Regions from separate parts of the Mus musculus genome. Here region 2 is linked to region 1. A link is a loop called in an ENCODE intact Hi-C map of the cell type or tissue named here. Cell type or tissue: heart. All regions are shown on one strand.

Region 1 (8,000 bases):
TGCATCTGATGGACCCTGTTGTCAAAACTGCAAGGTGGGTATGGACCTGGGACTAGCCCCCGCCACCGAGCTAACCTGCCAGGTGCCAGGCTCAAAGACTCATCCTGAGCTCTGACCCTGAGCTCCTGGCTGACCCTGCCCAGTACCTACTTTGATGCTCACTACCCTCCACAGTTGCACCCAGCTGGTTGGCTGTGCCGCCCTCCCACAGACGATTGTGATCTGCCTGAGTTCTGCCCAGGAGATAGCTCTCAGTGCCCGTCTGACATCAGACTTGGGGACGGTGAGCCTTGTGCTAGTGGAGAGGCTGTGTGTATGCATGGGCGCTGTGCCTCCTATGCCCGGCAGTGCCAGTCACTTTGGGGACCCGGGGCCCAGCCTGCTGCGCCACTTTGCCTCCAAACAGCCAACACTCGGGGTAATGCCTTTGGGAGCTGTGGGCGCAGCCCTGGTGGTAGCTACATGCCTTGTGCCCCTAGGTAAGTGGGGAAAAATGGGCTTTTCCTGAGTTTGTGGGCACCTTGGCGCTTCTTCTACCAACCCTTCTGGCCTTTCTCCCTACCCCCAGAGATGTCATGTGTGGGCAACTGCAGTGCCAGTGGGGTAGGAGCCAGCCTCTGTTGGGCTCAGTCCAAGATCGGCTCTCGGAGGTCCTGGAAGCCAACGGGACACAGTTAAACTGCAGCTGGGTGGACCTGGACCTGGGCAATGATGTGGCCCAGCCTCTTCTGGCTCTGCCTGGCACTGCCTGTGGTCCTGGCCTGGTGAGTAGCCTGGGCGATTGAGAATGGGTGGGAAGCAGCCTCTGACCCATAACAAGCCAGATTCTTCAGGCCAAACAGTCTTGTTTCCCCACCCAGCTTCGGTTTCACGTCTGTAAAGGGGAGCCTCACAGTCCTGCAGGCCCCAGTCCCTCTAAGGCTTTGAGAATGTGATCTTTGCTCTTCTCTCTACGGAGCAGGTGTGCATCGGCCACCGATGCCAGCCCGTGGATCTCCTGGGAGCACAGGAATGTCGAAGAAAATGCCACGGCCATGGGGTGAGCTGGTGTGGAAGAGATGAAGGGGGAAAGCGAGCCCACTGAAGGGAAAAGTCTGGACTTGGAAGCAGACAGACCTCGGTTCCCGTCTTTGCCACTTCCCAGGATATTTTATTAGCCTTCTTGGGCTGTTTCCTCTTCCAAGTGGACATAATAATGGTACCCATATCCTGGAGGGCCTGAAAGTGGCTAACTAGTGACCAGCATATTAAAGGTATTAACTTAGTCGGGCGGGGGTGGCACACGCCTTTAATCCCAGCACTTGGGAGGCAGAGACAGGCGGCTCTCTGAGTTTGAGGCCAGCCTGGTCTACAGAGTGAGTTCCAGGACAGCCAGGGCTACACAGAGAAACCCTATCTCAAAAGACAAAAACAAAAACAACAACAAAAGCATTAGCTTGCTGGCATTTCCCCTGGCACGGATAAAGACTCCCCCTCTCCAGGACTGCCTGTCTACCCATCCTCCGAAGCATTCCTGACAGTCTGAGAAGCTTTAGGGGATAAAAAAGAATTCTTGAAAAGCCGGCAGTGGTGGTACATGCCTTTAGTCCCAGCACTTGGGAGGTAGAGGCAGGTGGATTTCCGAGTTTGAAGGCAGCCTGCTCTCTAGAACGAATTCTAGGAAAGTCAGGGATACACAGATAAATCCTGTCTTGAAAAACTAAAGCAAAATAAAACAAAAAGGAAAGCCATACACAGGGAAGTGGTCCTATCTGACAGACGCCCTCATTGCTTGCCTTTTGTCCTTCTAGGTCTGTGACAGCAGCGGGCACTGCCGCTGTGAAGAGGGCTGGGCACCTCCAGACTGCATGACCCAGCTCAAAGGTAGCTAGAGGATGGGCCCGGGGTATTGGGAAGCTCTGACCATCTCCTCTCTCCTTCGTCCCCTTCCTGACCCCTTTACTCTCTGTCCCTTGACTCTGTGACTCCTGAAGGTGTCTCTGGTTCCTCAGCACCTCACTTCCTCCCTATCCCTGCTCCTCTCTCAGGAGAGAGTTCTTAGCCAGACCCACCCTCAGTTTGGACCTCTCTCCATAGCAACCAGCTCCCTGACCACAGGCCTGCTCCTCAGCCTCCTGTTGTTATTGGTCCTCGTACTACTTGGTGCCAGCTACTGGCACCGTGCCCGCCTGCATCAGCGGCTCTGCCAGCTTAAGGGATCCAGCTGCCAATATAGGTATGAACATCCTGTCCCTGCTGCTGTTTCCTTCAGTCAGGGACAGTCCTGGAGCCCTGATTCTAAAGGCCCCAAGACATTCAGTCCTTACCCCTTGCTTCTAAGTTCCAACTCTCAGATCCTGAGTTTCCTGACTACCATTCCTACACACCTACCTGTCATCTCTGTGTATTTCCCTTAACTTCACCCCCAGATACAAGGGCCACTTCTCTCAGGACCCCAAGGCAGGGGAAAGGTAGCCTTCTTCCAGGATGCTCAAGCACACACAACTACCCTCCAAGGGCCAAAGGGTTCAATTCTCCCAGATCAGCAGGTAGGTGGCTAGTCCCATTTTTTTCTTTGGCTTTCTTCATACTCAGGGCACCCCAATCCTGTCCTCCTGAACGACCAGGACCTCCACAGCGGGCACAGCAGATGACAGGCACTAAGGTAAGCCCTGGATGCCAGAGGAAAGAGGAGTCCACATTACTTGTTAACTCGGGCCTTAGAGGTAGCACTAAGGGTTCAAGACTCAGAAAGACTTGGAGTACTCAGTCAATCCAAGGACTCAGGACCAGTAAGTAGCAGGCAGAGAAACAAGGACAGCCAGAGTGGGTGAGCCAGTCACCACCAGAAGGCTCTGCTGAGCTCTTTCAGCTGGCCCAATCAGTGGCTTTGAGAGATGGTTCTATCCATGCCCTTCACAGCGACCAGAGCCATGGGATAATGGGGCCTTGTGCAAAAGGACCTTCCGTGTGCTAAGATCTGATAAGGCCCAGGACATCATGTGTGAAAGGATGCCAAGTGCCCAGGGCCTAAGCCCTCTACCTTTAATGGCAAGAGGGTGTGTATGGAGTCAGCCTGCATGTCCCCTCCAGCACATGCCACTCCCCGCATGCAGCTCAGTGACCTCACTGCCTCTGGGGCCCTGCTGCCCTCTCTGAACACTAACCCCTTTCTGCCCACATCTGTCTGTTTCCTCTTGCCTACTCTGCCTGTCTGCTCCTCCTGCCTTCTCAGCAAGCTAGTGTGGTCAGCTTTCCAGTGCCCCCCTCCAGGCCGCTGCCACCTAACCCCGTGCCCAAGAAACTCCAGGTAAATCTGGGCTGGGCCTTGCCCTGGCTCAGGACAGGTGGGAGGTGTGGTGCCCAATCGCAGTTCTCATCCCTGCTTCCCCCCAGTGGTGTTCTTCATTAGGAGACCAGGGTGCCCCCTCAGCCTTCAAAGTCCCAGATGCAGCAAAGGGTGAGCCTCCCGCCATGGTCTCTACTACCACCTGGTGGTCTATAGTAGGACTGCAGCCATCCAGGGACTCCGTGATCGATCTGCACCTTCCTTCCCCGGGGCTCTGCGCATGCTCCCGTTTTCCTCTGGACACTCCCACCCCCACCCTCGGCTGAGTTTGCATGTCGACCCCTGGGTAGTGTCTGCACGCTCACTACCTTGGACCATGCTTTCCAAGCCACTGCTCCTCTCTTTGTTCAGGCTGCGCTGGCTGACCGATCCAATCCCCCCACTCGCCCTCTGCCCGCTGACCCTGTGGTGAGGCGCCCAAAGGTAACAGTGAGGGGGAACAGGACATTGCCTCTCCTACCTAGAGCAATGGTGGCAATGGGAGACAGGTTGCCTCCCTCTGTGCCTGACGGCATGTATCCCAGTGGCACCTTTGGTAGTGACAGGTTTGTTTGGAGACAAAAGTGACCACTAGCACGGCTCTTAGAACCCCTACATTGTGGGTGAGAAACATGACCTCTTTCCAAACTGGCCTTCTTTCTCAGTCTCAGGGGCCTACCAAACCCCCACCCCCAAGAAAGCCACTGCCTGCCAACCCACAGGGCCAGCACCCACCAGGTGACCTGCCTGGCCCAGGAGATGGAAGCTTGCCGCTGGTGGTGCCCTCCAGGTAGGTGAAGAGGGTGTTGCTGAGGTTAAGTGACTTGCTGCCAGCGAGGCATCTAGGCAGGAGTTCTGACCATTTTCCTTCTTGGCTTTTCTAAACTCCAGGCCAGCTCCACCACCCCCTGCAGCATCTTCGCTCTACCTCTGACCTCTGGAGATTTGGCTGCCTCCTTCTCAAGCTCTAAGACTCAAAGAAATGGAACCTCTGCCCCAAACACTAGAGAAGCAGGAGAACAGACAATCTGGTGTCCAGCCCTAAAGAACCACCAGGCGCTGTTAAGCAATACCTGGGGACGCACTAAAATAGCTGCAGCGGGATGCTGGGGAGGGGCCGAAGCCGGGGCTGGAGTAGGTGGCGGAAGGACATGGACACTGTCTATCTCTGCTCTGTTGTAATAAATGTGAGATCTTGGAATGTGTCTGCTCCTGGAAGCTGGGTAGTTCCTGCTGTTTGCAGGTCTGGCCACTAGGAGACGCTGCTGGGTCAAACCAGGGCCTGTAGAATAGGATCACTTCCCAGAAAGGGTCAACAAGAATGTGTCACTTAGGATGCCTCTGGCTTGCTTCTGCCCAGTCTGGGTCCGATGGCCTCTGGACTCCCAAGTTCTCCCCAGCAATGCTGCTCAGCCCCCACCACAGCTAGAGACAAATGACCTAAGTCGTCAGACCTGCATCCCCACCCTCTGACCAGTGGCTGGGAAAATGGATCTAACTGGTGTTCTCAGAGCCCTGAGCCTGGGTGGAGCAGGGCAGCGGCTGCTTGGATTCCAAGGCTTCACACCTGCCTCCTCCACTTCCCTGCCCCCACCTGAAGGTTCCAGAACAAAGGTGCTTTGTGCTTTGTACTGATTGCTACCACCTCATCATTTAGACCTCAGGACTGAGGACTCCTGGGAGAGAGGTGTGTGCGGATAAGGGGCAGGCTGTGTCCCACAATGGTCACCCAGCACGATGCTCTAGAGGAATGTCAGGGGTGTCCCCAGAGCCACTTCAGTCCTTCCCCTTGTACCATCTGCGTGTGCAAAGCAAAAGAACAATGCATGGAAGGTAATTCTGCTTCAGCCTCCAAAAGTATCTGGGGTATCAGGTGCTGGCCATCATGTGTGTGTGTGTGTGTGTGTGTGTGTGTGTGTGTGTGCGCGCGCGCGCGCGCGCACGGCACCTATGTACACACTTTCCTACCCCCAAATAGGAACTTGCTGTGTGCTGACTAGAATGCTGGATTCTTCTATGGGTGTACTTCATGTGCCATCCAGCTCTGACCTCCCAGACTTCAATGAGGCTTTCTACCTTGAACCAATGAAGACACAAAGGACAAGATCTAAACATAAACCGAACCGGCCCTCTTAGGTGGTGCTGCATGAACCCCGTGGCTGTAATCCCAGCACTGGAGAGGATAGAGCAGGAGGATCATTGCCAGTCTGAGGCCAGCCTGGCTTATAATAGAAGTTCCAAGCCAGCCAGACTTTAGTGTTAAGACCCTGTTTTAAACAAAATAAAGTACAACATAGGATTTGAAAGAAGACAGCCTTGGTAAAGTGCTTACCTGAGTTTGGATAACCAGCACCCGTGTAAAAAGCCCTAAGTTTAGTGGTTTATTTCTGTAACCCCTCCGTGGGTGGGAGGGGTGAGGTGGGGCTAGGAAACAGGAGCACCCCCTCCTACCCCGACCCCAAGCTTACAGGACTGCAAGCCAAGCCAATCAGGGTTCAGTGAGAGACCCTGTCTCAAAAAATAAGGTGGAGAAGGAATAGAAGCGCCGACACGTACACACACATAGAAAACCAAAACCCTCAAGCATTAAGTCCTTAGTGGAATATCCACCATGCCACCCTCTTCCAGCACAGTGAGATAACAAAGGGACGCTTTGGCTAACCTGGAGCGCTCGGGGCACAGGAAGCACAAAGGGTTAACAAGAGTTGGCGCTGAGTAGAGAGGCGGAGACAAGTTTTCATTGGTGGAAAGTTACCCAGGGCTGTGGTCTAGGAGCCTCCACACCCCTCCTCCGTTCCGTACCCCCCACCCCCCTCCACTTTTGTACCTTTCTCGCCGGGACAGAGAAGTGGGCCGGGACCAGCCGGGCCAGACCAGACTGGACCCCAGGGGCGATGCGGCTGCTGCCCCTGCTGCGGACTGTGCTCTGGGCCGCGCTGCTCGGCTCGCGCCTGCCGGGGTGCTCCAGCCTCCGCCACCCAATCTACTGGAACTCCTCTAACCCCAGGTAGCACGGCCGAGCGAGGCGAGAGCCGAGCTGGGCCCGCGCGCTCCCAGGCTGTGCGCGCGCCCGCTGCTCGCCTTTTTGCAAGGCGCTGTCTGAGCCCTGCCCAGCCGCGCGATGGGGCTCCTTTGTTTGAGCCGGCGGGGGAGGGGCGAGGCGTGCCCGGGGGTCCCCCCCCGCCCGAACGTGTGTGTGGGGGCGAGCGGACCACCCTAGTCCTGAGGGTGGTCGGTTGGAGTCTGAGAGCAGGGAGCTGAGGGGGCCTGGGCCCCGTATTCCGGGTCCCGCCCCCCTTTTCTAGGGAGCCCAAACCTCCGGCGGGGCAGGAGCTGGGGTGGACCGCTGAGAACCAGGGAGGGATTTTTACCCAAGTGAAAGAACGTTGAGTTCCTCTCTGGTTCTGAGAGCCTCTCGGGCCCCTGGATATCTCTGCTTCCATCTTGATCTTATTTCTGTCCAATCCTGGCCCTGTTCTTCCATCTGATTCACCTGTGGGCCAGTCATTTGACCTTGCTCACCTCAGTTATGTCATCTACAAAATGGGCTAATAATACCCAGTACCCTGGGAAGCAAGTGGACTGACTGAGGTCAGGCTTGTGGAAAGGAGTGCCGCTGTACAGATTTCAATGCTTATTTCTTCCCCTCTGCTGAGCTGGCTGCCTTTGAACCTCGGTATTTTTTGCTGTTTGCATCCTGCTTCCCATTCCTCCCTGCCTCTCTGCCTTCCCCATCTGTTTTCCTTTCTGATTTTCTACTTCAGACAATCTGTGGCTCTGTTCATTTATTCACTAACATTTGATAAGCACATACTCTGTGTGTGTGTCAAGACCAGTGCTGAGCTGCTGGGCTTTACCAATGAAACCCTGCCCCGTGGGAGGCCACAGCCCCCCAGGGAGGGCAGGCCTAAAGATAGTCATTCCAATACCAATACCGGGTGATAAGCGCTATTGTCCTGGACTCTGACTTCTTCTATCTCAGTTCCAGACCAGTCCCTCAGCCCCCAGCTCTTGTGTTTCTAGTTCATTCACCAAATTCACAAGTATTTCCTGAGCTCTGGCTTGGCAGGGGGTGTTTCTCCACACCCAGTGTGATGAAGCATACAAAGATCCTATCTCCCCTCTGTTCCTGGTTCCTTCTCTGGCTAGTGGTCAGAGCCTAGCCCAGGAATCCTTCTAATCAAGAGTCGACACAGCAGGTGGTTCTTGGCCACCCACTGAAGGATGTTTAGAGGCCTTTTCTAAATCATGCTTTGTTGTGTGCGTGCCTGTGTTGGACTCATTCGGTATGTGGTGCTTGGGGGGTGGCCTGTCCGGCCCTTCTCGCCTGTCCTGGCCCCTTCGGGCTGCTTCTGAGAGGAGAGGAAGAGAATCTTGATTGTGTGGAGGGGACTGTCTTGATAATGAGCATCTACTTGTCTGCTTAAGAAAGGAAGCTGGACTGTGTGTGGTGGCCTGTAAATCCCAGTCTTTGGAAGGCTGAGGTCACACATAGGGCTCACAGCCAGAGGACCCTCCATCAGCCCCTGCACTCACTCACACATACCCACATACACATTCACGCATAGCTTAAAAAAATGATAAAATGAATGAAGACTGAGGTAAAGCAGGAAGATAGTGAGTTCAAGGCCAGCCTGGGCCATATAGTAAAATCTGTAAAAAGTGAAAAAGCGCCCACCTACTCATTTTCTTT
Region 2 (8,000 bases), 350 kb before region 1:
GGTTTCTCTGTGTAGCCCTGGCTGTCCTGGAATTCACTTTGTAGACCAGGCTGGCCTCAGAAATCCACCTGCCTCTGCCTCCCAAGTGCTGGGATTAAAGGCATGCACCACCACCGCCCGGCGCCTCTCTAAAATCTTGTGAGTGAGTGTTGTCCAATTACCTCTTGGGTGGGAATTCTGAGGCTAAAAGTGCCACCACACTAGGAGCGGCTAGCATCTCCCAGGAGCCAGTGGCCCTGCACAGCCATACCATACTAGAAAACACACACCCTCAGCATGTTCTGGAAGATAACTTTCCAGGTTACAAGGGCACTGTGGCCTAAACATCATGACTTGGTCTTCTTGTGTGAGACACCTGGGATAATAACCAGCTTTTCTTTGCTCACACAGGGGCAAGAGCCAAAGATGATGGTGACTTAATATACTGCGGTGGCCCAAGTTTCTTCAGAAGTGCTCCTGATGCAGGCGGGATGGAGTTTTGTCAGCCCCTCATCTGCTACTTGTTTCCTGTGTTCTTCTGTGGTCGTTACCTAGCACCTGACTCACAGTCTCTCCAACTGGGCCCTGCTCAAGGTCTTGAGCTAGACATGAAACATGAGCCCTCAGTCATCTGGTCCTTTCTCCCGGATTTCACTAGGATTGGAGACTCCTCCCACACAGACTGAGTGTCTGAGAAATGCGAATAAGTTCCTCCTTTCCCGCTCCACTTACCACCTGCAGCTTGAGTGTGCGTCTCCATTACAGTAAAGCAGGTAGCCGAATTTCCGGGCTCCCAAGCTTCCATTTTTGGTGCCAAGCAAATAAAATGCAAGTGATTCTGTTACCCTGAGTAGCTGATGCAAAGAAGCCCCTATGGTTAGGGTTGCCCAGCTGGAGGCTTTGGCATCCCAGTCAAAGCAGGCATCAGTAATGGTCATCAAGCAGAGGTGCCTATCCATGGTCAGGATATCCTGTTTGCTGGGATCCCCCATGGTCACCAGAGAGTGAAAGAAAAGTAGTTTCTGCCAGTTTGACTAGGAGAGAAGGTCTAAAGGAAGCCTTCATGCCCTGTGAGAGACCTATCTTATGGGTTGGCCAGGCAGCACGGGACAGTAGGCTCTGCCTCTCCAACACACACACACCCGTGGACATGGACGTCCTTGTGAGACTCCTGAGAAGTCTTCACTCATCATTGATGTGCACTACTCCCCTCTCCTCCCCTTTCTCCCTCCTCTTTCACATCCCTCCTCCCATCCTAGTTTCTGGCTTTGTGGCTAGTTTCAGGCTGCTCTAACGCTTGTGATCATCTGCTCTCAGCTCCCTAAGAGTTGGAGTACATGTATGTCCCACCAAACAACACTTTATTGTCCTTTTCTTTAAAAAAAATGTAGTGTGTGTGTGTGTGTGTGTGTGTGTGTGTGTGTGTGAGAGAGAGAGAGAGAGAGAGAGAGAGAGAGAGAGAAAGAAAGAGAGATAGGTGTGTGGTGTGTGGTGTGTGTGTGTGGTGTGTGTATGTGTGTGTGCTTATGCCATATTCTAATCTTTCTCCCTCATGATAGAGTGCTTGTTTATCACACATAAAGTCTTAGGTTTTATCTCCAACACTGTATAATCTGGGTGTGGTGGCACTCACCTATACTTACCACTCTGAAAATGAAAGCAAGAAAGTCAACATTCAGGGGCAGGCCCAAAAGATGGCTCAGTGGTTAAAGGGACTTGCCACCAAGGTTGATGATCTGAGTTCAGTCCCCAAGACCCACAGGAGAGAACGGGTTCTTACCACATGTGCAAGCACACACACCACTCACAAAAGTTCTGATGGTTTGAATGAGAATGGCCTCTATAGGCTTATACATTGAATATGTAGTTCTCGATTGAAACTGTTTGGGAAGGATTAGGGGGTGTGGCCTTATTAAAGGAAGTGTATCCCTGGAAGTTGACTTTAAGGTTCCCAGTACTCTTGTGGATCAAGATGTGAGTTCTCAGTTGCTCCTTGTTTTGCCCTCAGGGACTTTAACTTCCTTCCTTCCTTCCTTCCTTCCTTCCTTCCTTCCTTCCTCCCTCCCTCCCTCCCTCCCTCCCTCCCTCTCTCTCTCTCTCTCTCTCTCTTTCTTTCTTTCTTTTTTTGAGACAGGGTTTCTCTGTATAGCACTGGCTGTCCTGGAACTCACTCTGTAGACCAGGCTGGCCTCGAACTCAGAAATCCACCTGCCTCTGCCTCCCAAGTGCTGGGATTACAGGCGTGCGTCACCACTGCCTGGCTGGACTTTAACTTTCTGAGGCTGCAAGCCAAATTAAAAGGTTTCTTAATAGGTTGCCTTGGTCTTTGTGTGTTATCACAGCAAGAGAAAAGTAACTAAGACACATGTAAAGTTCATACATTGGAAACAGCAGCAGGCGTGGCCACCATGCCCAGTTATGTGTTTGTGTGTGTGCGCTGTGTGTGTGTTGAATAGATAAATGTCACATGTATAGACAGGTGTACTCACATGTAATGCCCAGAAGTTGACATCTGGATAATTTCTCCAAACACTTCTGGGCCTCTATTTATCAATTTGGGGGCAGTCTCTCACTGAACTTTGCCATTTTGGATAGAATGGCCATCAAACCCCCAGGATCTGCCTGTTTCTAACTCCCAAATCTACATCACAGGCAGCATAACCAGACCTGGCTTTTATTTGGATGCTGGAGATTTGAACTCAGGCTTGTGCAATAAACATTTTACCCATTGAGCCAACTCCTTGACTCCTGGCTTAAAATATCCTATTCTTCATCAAGATTTCTATTTTATCTGCATCTATTTAGGTTCATATTTCTTATTTTATTCAGTGAGTTTTATTATGTTACTGTATTATTTGTTTTGATGTTTTAATTGAAGATTTGTCCCTGAGAAAGCCTCCACACTAGCCTCCCTCTTCACACACACACACACACACACACACACACACACACACACACACACCTTCAGTTCTACAAAGGGACACTTTATTCTACAAGCTAGAAGTATTCCCTATATCTTTCTGACGTGCTCCAATTATTAACCAATGTCTAAAAACCTTTATGAAAGGCTGAATTAGCTGTATATAGAATTTGGCTAATTGCATTTGCTCAGAGTGGTATTTTCTGTTAAAGCGAAGTATCCTGAGAGAATGTTAAATCACAAGGCAGGAGAGGATATAAATGAAAATGCTGATTTATCAATGGGAGCTCTTGGAGTGTCTGGTCTATCAGGAGAAATGAAGCCATCCCATGTTTTCCCCTCTAGGAGATTATAATTAGAAGCTGAGCCTTTGCACAGCATTTTAAAGTTACTCTTAATTTTCAGCTTCTCATTAAAATGTATATTTGTTGTCTGGGAAGACTTATTAATAGTTCTGCAAACTCTCTGCTGCTTGTTAGGAACAGATTGTATATGTAAATAGGCTTTTCAGGCGCTTGAGAGCAAACACCTCCCTCGTCGGGGCTGTACACTTGGAGAATACTAACCAGGGGGCATTGTGCAGCGCCGGTCCCTCCGGGGGCATCGTGCAGCGCCCGTTCCTCCGGAGGCATCGAGCAGCGCCGGTCCCTCCGGGGGCATCGTGCAGCACCCGTTCCTCCAGTTCTTTGCCAGCACCTTGAGGGCGGCTCCTTCAGCAGCATCACCTCTAAATCTGCCTGAAGCCATCAGGGACGACTGCTCCTAGAAACCCAGGAAATGCTGGCTTGGGTGGAGCCCGTGGTCCCGCAGGCACTTCCCTTCTGTCCACCGGATGGCAGCATTGAGTCAGGGCTGCAGCCTGGCAAGGACTGGCTCTGGGAAGATAGAAAGACCAGGTTTCTTCCTGAGAGAACCAGGTTCCTGTGTTCTCCTAGGCAAGCCTCTAAAACCACATAGAGTGAGGTTTGCCCACCCCACCTTCGCTGCGCCGGGTAAACAATGACAGCATTGTGGTGTATTCGGTGTCGATTTCCTTGAGAATCCGAGGATACATCTCAGATAGGCTTTCAAGGTTCAGACTTAGAAGGTGCAATTGGGCAAGCAGGCTGAATTCCCTAGCTCAGTTCATGTAGAAGCCATTGAATGTAAAGGATTAATGGCGTTATTTAATGAGAGGCTAGGGGTACTTCTCAGGAAGAGAATGCCTGCCAAGCATTGCAAAAGCAAGACATACCCTACAAACACTCAGGAGAATAGAAGAAAAAACTGTTGGGTGTCTGTCTGCTTTGCCTTTACCCTAAGCCTAACCGTGAGCTAGCATCAGAACTTCATGGAAGGACTCCTTAAAGCACAGATTGCTGGCTCCATCCCCAAAGCTCTTCACTCAGTAGACTTAGGCTAGGGTCAGCTTATTAGCATTTTAACAAGTTTTCTGGTGATGTTGATGCAGCTGGACCAGGGAATTGGTCCATTTAATCACATTTAATCCTCAGCAGCCCTTTGATATAAGCATTGTCCTTTTGCAGATAAGAAGCAAAAATACTTGAGGCTAGGGATGTAGTCTAATGGAAGAGCTAGACAAATTCCCTTCACAGGCTAAAATATGTGCCTTGTTGGTCTGACTCCCAAAACCTCCCTCCGTGTACTGCACATGTACTTTGGCGGTTCCTCTGAGTGCCATGGTTTCCAAACACATAAACATGGGACAGATATCGGTTCTGACAGTTGGAGACTTTAAGAGTTTAGCACTTTATCTTTGGAGTCGCTCAGGGTGAAAGCTACGAAGGTGCCGAGCAGGCGTGGCAGACTTGCTTCTGTGTGCAGGATGCAGCTGTTTGCGCTGTCTACTGAAATGTCTTTGGAAATGAAGTGTTGATACTGTTCAGTATTTCGGCCCCCAAACCCTAACCGTGGATCTGGAAGACGGTGTGAAAATGAGGCAGAAGGAAGAAACTACAGAATCTGTGAGCTTACCCATGGAGGGGACACAGTTTGCCTGTGGAAATGAGCAACTAAAATTGGGTGGCCTTTCCCTAGCGGGGATTTGACATAATAATGACTCTTCCACAGAGCCCTGTGTCATCTGGGCTGGACTGAGCAGAGGCTCAGTGTTTGCTCTCCAGGTGACTGATGCTTTCTTCCATCAATTCCCCAACTCTAGATCCACAATCAAACCTGAGCTCTCAGAGGCAATATTTGGAAATAGTATTTGTGAAGACAGGGTGGGGGTGGGAAAAAGACATGGAAAATAGAATGGAGGGGGAGGTGGAAAGAGGGATGGAGGGAAGGAGGGAGGGAGGGATGAATGGAGGGAGGGAGAGAAAGAGGGAGGAAGGGAGGGAAGGCAGGCAAAGGCAACTTTTAAAAGGGCTTATTTTGGCTCTGAATTCCAAGAGGACACAGTCCATGGTGACAGCAAAGTGTGGCAAAAGGAGCATCAGGAAACGGCCACAGTGCATCTATAGTCAGAAAGTGTGAACCAGGAAGAGCCATGGATCCTGGTTTGAGCAGGTAACAGCACAGTACATCTTGATGGGGGGTGGGGGGAGGGGCGAGGGCCAGGATGCAGGGACGCCTGTTCATCCCATGGTAAACTTGTTCTTCCTTGCTTAGGGTGAGCGTGCTCATCTCACTTTCTCCTTCTTTGGGACCCTACCCAGGAGATGACGACATCCACATTGAAGGCGAGACTTTCCACCTCAACGAACCAGAATCTAAACATTCCCTCACAGACATGTCCAGAGATCAGTTTTCATGGTGATCCTAAATCCTACCAAGTTGATGACAAGACTGGCATCACAGTGTCCAAACACCTGGAAGAGAGAAGTGTCTACCCGGCAGGGATTGAGAATAAAGCATATGGCCGGGTGTGGTGGCGCATGCCTTTAATCCCAGCACTCGGGAGGCAGAGGCAAGCGGATTTCTGAGTTCGAGGGCAGCTTGGTCTACAAAGTGAGTTCCAGGATAGCCAGGGCTATACAGAGAAACCCTGTCTCGAAAAACCAAGAGAGAGAGAGAGAGAGAGAGAGAGAGAGAGAGAGAGAGAGAGAGAGAAGGGGAGGGGAGGGGAGGGGAGGGGAGGGGAGGGGAGGGGAGGGGAGGGGAGGGGAGGGGAGGGGAGGGGAGGGGAGAGGAGAGGAGAGGAGAGGAGAGGAGAGGAGAGAAGAGAAGAGAAGAGAAAAGAGAGAGAATAAGGCGAATAAGGCGTGTGGAGATTGTGCTCCGCTCTGCTCCAGGGAGCCTGGACCTGAAGGGCACCACTTAGCCCCGCCCACTCCCACCCTCCATCACCTCCCCCTCCAGCTCCAGCTCATTGGGAGGTCGAGGGCAAAGCCTGGGATTTCTAGTCCCTTTACCCTCCCTCATACTGTGTACTTGCCAGAGCTTCCAGGAGGGGAAGTGGGTAGGACTTTCGAGAGGATAATGTGATAAGAGAAGGACAAGAAACTGTAAAGATTGCATCAGGCGTGTGGCTGGTTTTGAGTCACACCTACAGAAGAGCTGAGATAATGCAGACAAAGTGAAGGGTCATGTTGACTCACAGTCTCAGAGGTTTCCTTTTGGAGGCTTGTTCCTGCTACTCCTGTCTTGCTCTGTAGAAGGTCTGCTCGCCTCATGGGAGTTGGGGAACAAAGAAAGACAGGCAGGCTGGGGTCCCAATGTCTCTTTTTATGCCCTGCCAATAGCTTTACTTTCTACTACTAGGCACATGTTCTGAAGGTCCCACTGTCTCCCCTCAGTGACACAGGTACAGACAGGGCCTTCAAACTTATGGATCTTTGGGGGATACTCCAGACCTTCTAGACCCAAAGTAGTATACTAGAAAGCAAAACTAACACTTAAGAGGTGAGACCTCCTGGTCTGGAGGCTGGGCCAGTGGCCTTGACCCCTACTTTGTCATTCTTCCCAGCAGCCAGCTCACACCAGGTCTCTCAAGTAGAGCACACTGGGGCTGCTTGGGACAAGGTCTGAGGGCTCCAGTTCCAGCCCAGGGGAGGCCACCACTACTCCCACTGTTAGAAGAACTTACTTCTGTACCCCAGAGGGTGTGTCCCCTTTGTTAATTCCATTCTGCTGATGTTGGTGCTTAACCTCCACCATTAACCCACATCTAGTGGTGTAATCATTCAAACATCTCTCATGACTCCATGGCAGACACAGTATAACACTTGATCAACACTTGGGAAAGCCCCACACAGAAATTCCAACATCCACTAAAGAGGGACCTGCAAAAAAAAAACCATCAACAATGGCACTTTCTTGACTGATCTATATGTTTACTGTCTGCTATGGACTGAGTGTTTGTCTACTAGACTCTTAAGTTGGTGCTCTAACCCTTTTTGGAGATGGGCTATCTCTTGAACCCCCCCCCCCCCCAGACTTCAGAGCTCTGAGAATGGGTCTACAGTATGCCTGTTATAGCACCATTTTCCTAGTTACTTTAAAAGTGAATACTATATTAAAACATATGTGATGTGTGTGTGTGTGTGTGTGTGTGTGTGTGTGTGTGTGTGTGTGTGTGTGAATTTATAAAATGAGCTCCTAACCATCTTCTTAGTTTTTAAAATAAGGATGATAAGGGGCTGCAAGATGGCTCAGTGGATCCAAGTTCAGTTCCCAGCACCCACAGGGTAGCTCACAACTGACTATGACTCCAGCTGCAGGGGATCAAACATCTCTGGCCTTTGAGGGCACCTGCCACATGCACACACATCCTCAGACAGACACAACACGAATAATAATAATAAATAAAGTATAAAAAATAAAGTAAATTTGCTAATATTCTCTTCATAGGAGTCTCTGGGAACAGAGGTGTTAGTGTGGTTCATGGGACAGGTATAGACCCCAGGAATAAGAAACAGGAGAAGAAAGACAGAGGGCCCATCAAGTAACAGCCTTCCAAGGTTCTGTGAGCTGCTCTGAGTTCAGCCAATGTCTACTGAGGGTCTACTAGATGATGCTTATTGGTGTCTATGGTACAAAGATGTCCAAGACACGGGTCCTACCTTCTACAGAGTATTAACTGACCCACCCAAAAGATGGGGTCCATTATGACTCAACACAGGTGGAGACTCAGCATGGCTTATTAGAATGGACATAG

What was found. Hi-C counts contacts between places; a loop is a spot of excess contacts. Peaks named below come from ENCODE experiments on the same cell type or tissue, not always from the same donor. Only the 100,000 strongest peaks of a DNase experiment are listed, where the experiment ranks them.
Region 2: it touches region 1 in a loop (2.1-fold over the local background); 7 of 42 quality-filtered maps call a loop at or near these places.

What each region holds. Positions count from the first base shown.
Region 1 is chr3:89,336,152-89,344,151 of GRCm38, reverse strand. Efna4 (ephrin A4) reads left to right here and starts at 6,124. Exons shown (of 4, transcript NM_007910.2): 1 at 6,124-6,314. The coding sequence starts at 6,202. Adam15 (a disintegrin and metallopeptidase domain 15 (metargidin)) reads left to right here. Exons shown (of 23, transcript NM_001037722.3): 13 at 1-34; 14 at 175-479; 15 at 569-764; 16 at 962-1,039; 17 at 1,791-1,863; 18 at 2,077-2,215; 19 at 2,575-2,644; 20 at 3,215-3,289; 21 at 3,680-3,751; 22 at 3,973-4,097; 23 at 4,199-4,512. The coding sequence ends at 4,241. In heart, CTCF peaks have their summits at 3,480 (motif pointing left) and 4,563 (motif pointing right); DNase peaks (open chromatin) are centred at 3,341, 4,471, 6,231, 6,371 and 2 weaker places; H3K4me3 peaks cover 4,123 bases; H3K27ac peaks cover 3,187 bases; H3K27me3 peaks cover 427 bases.
Region 2 is chr3:89,684,593-89,692,592 of GRCm38, reverse strand. No RefSeq gene overlaps it. Among named protein-coding and RNA genes, the nearest start is that of Adar, 42 kb to the left of the region's middle. In heart, a CTCF peak has its summit at 3,728 (motif pointing right); a DNase peak (open chromatin) is centred at 3,722; H3K4me3 peaks cover 487 bases; H3K27ac peaks cover 458 bases; H3K27me3 peaks cover 531 bases.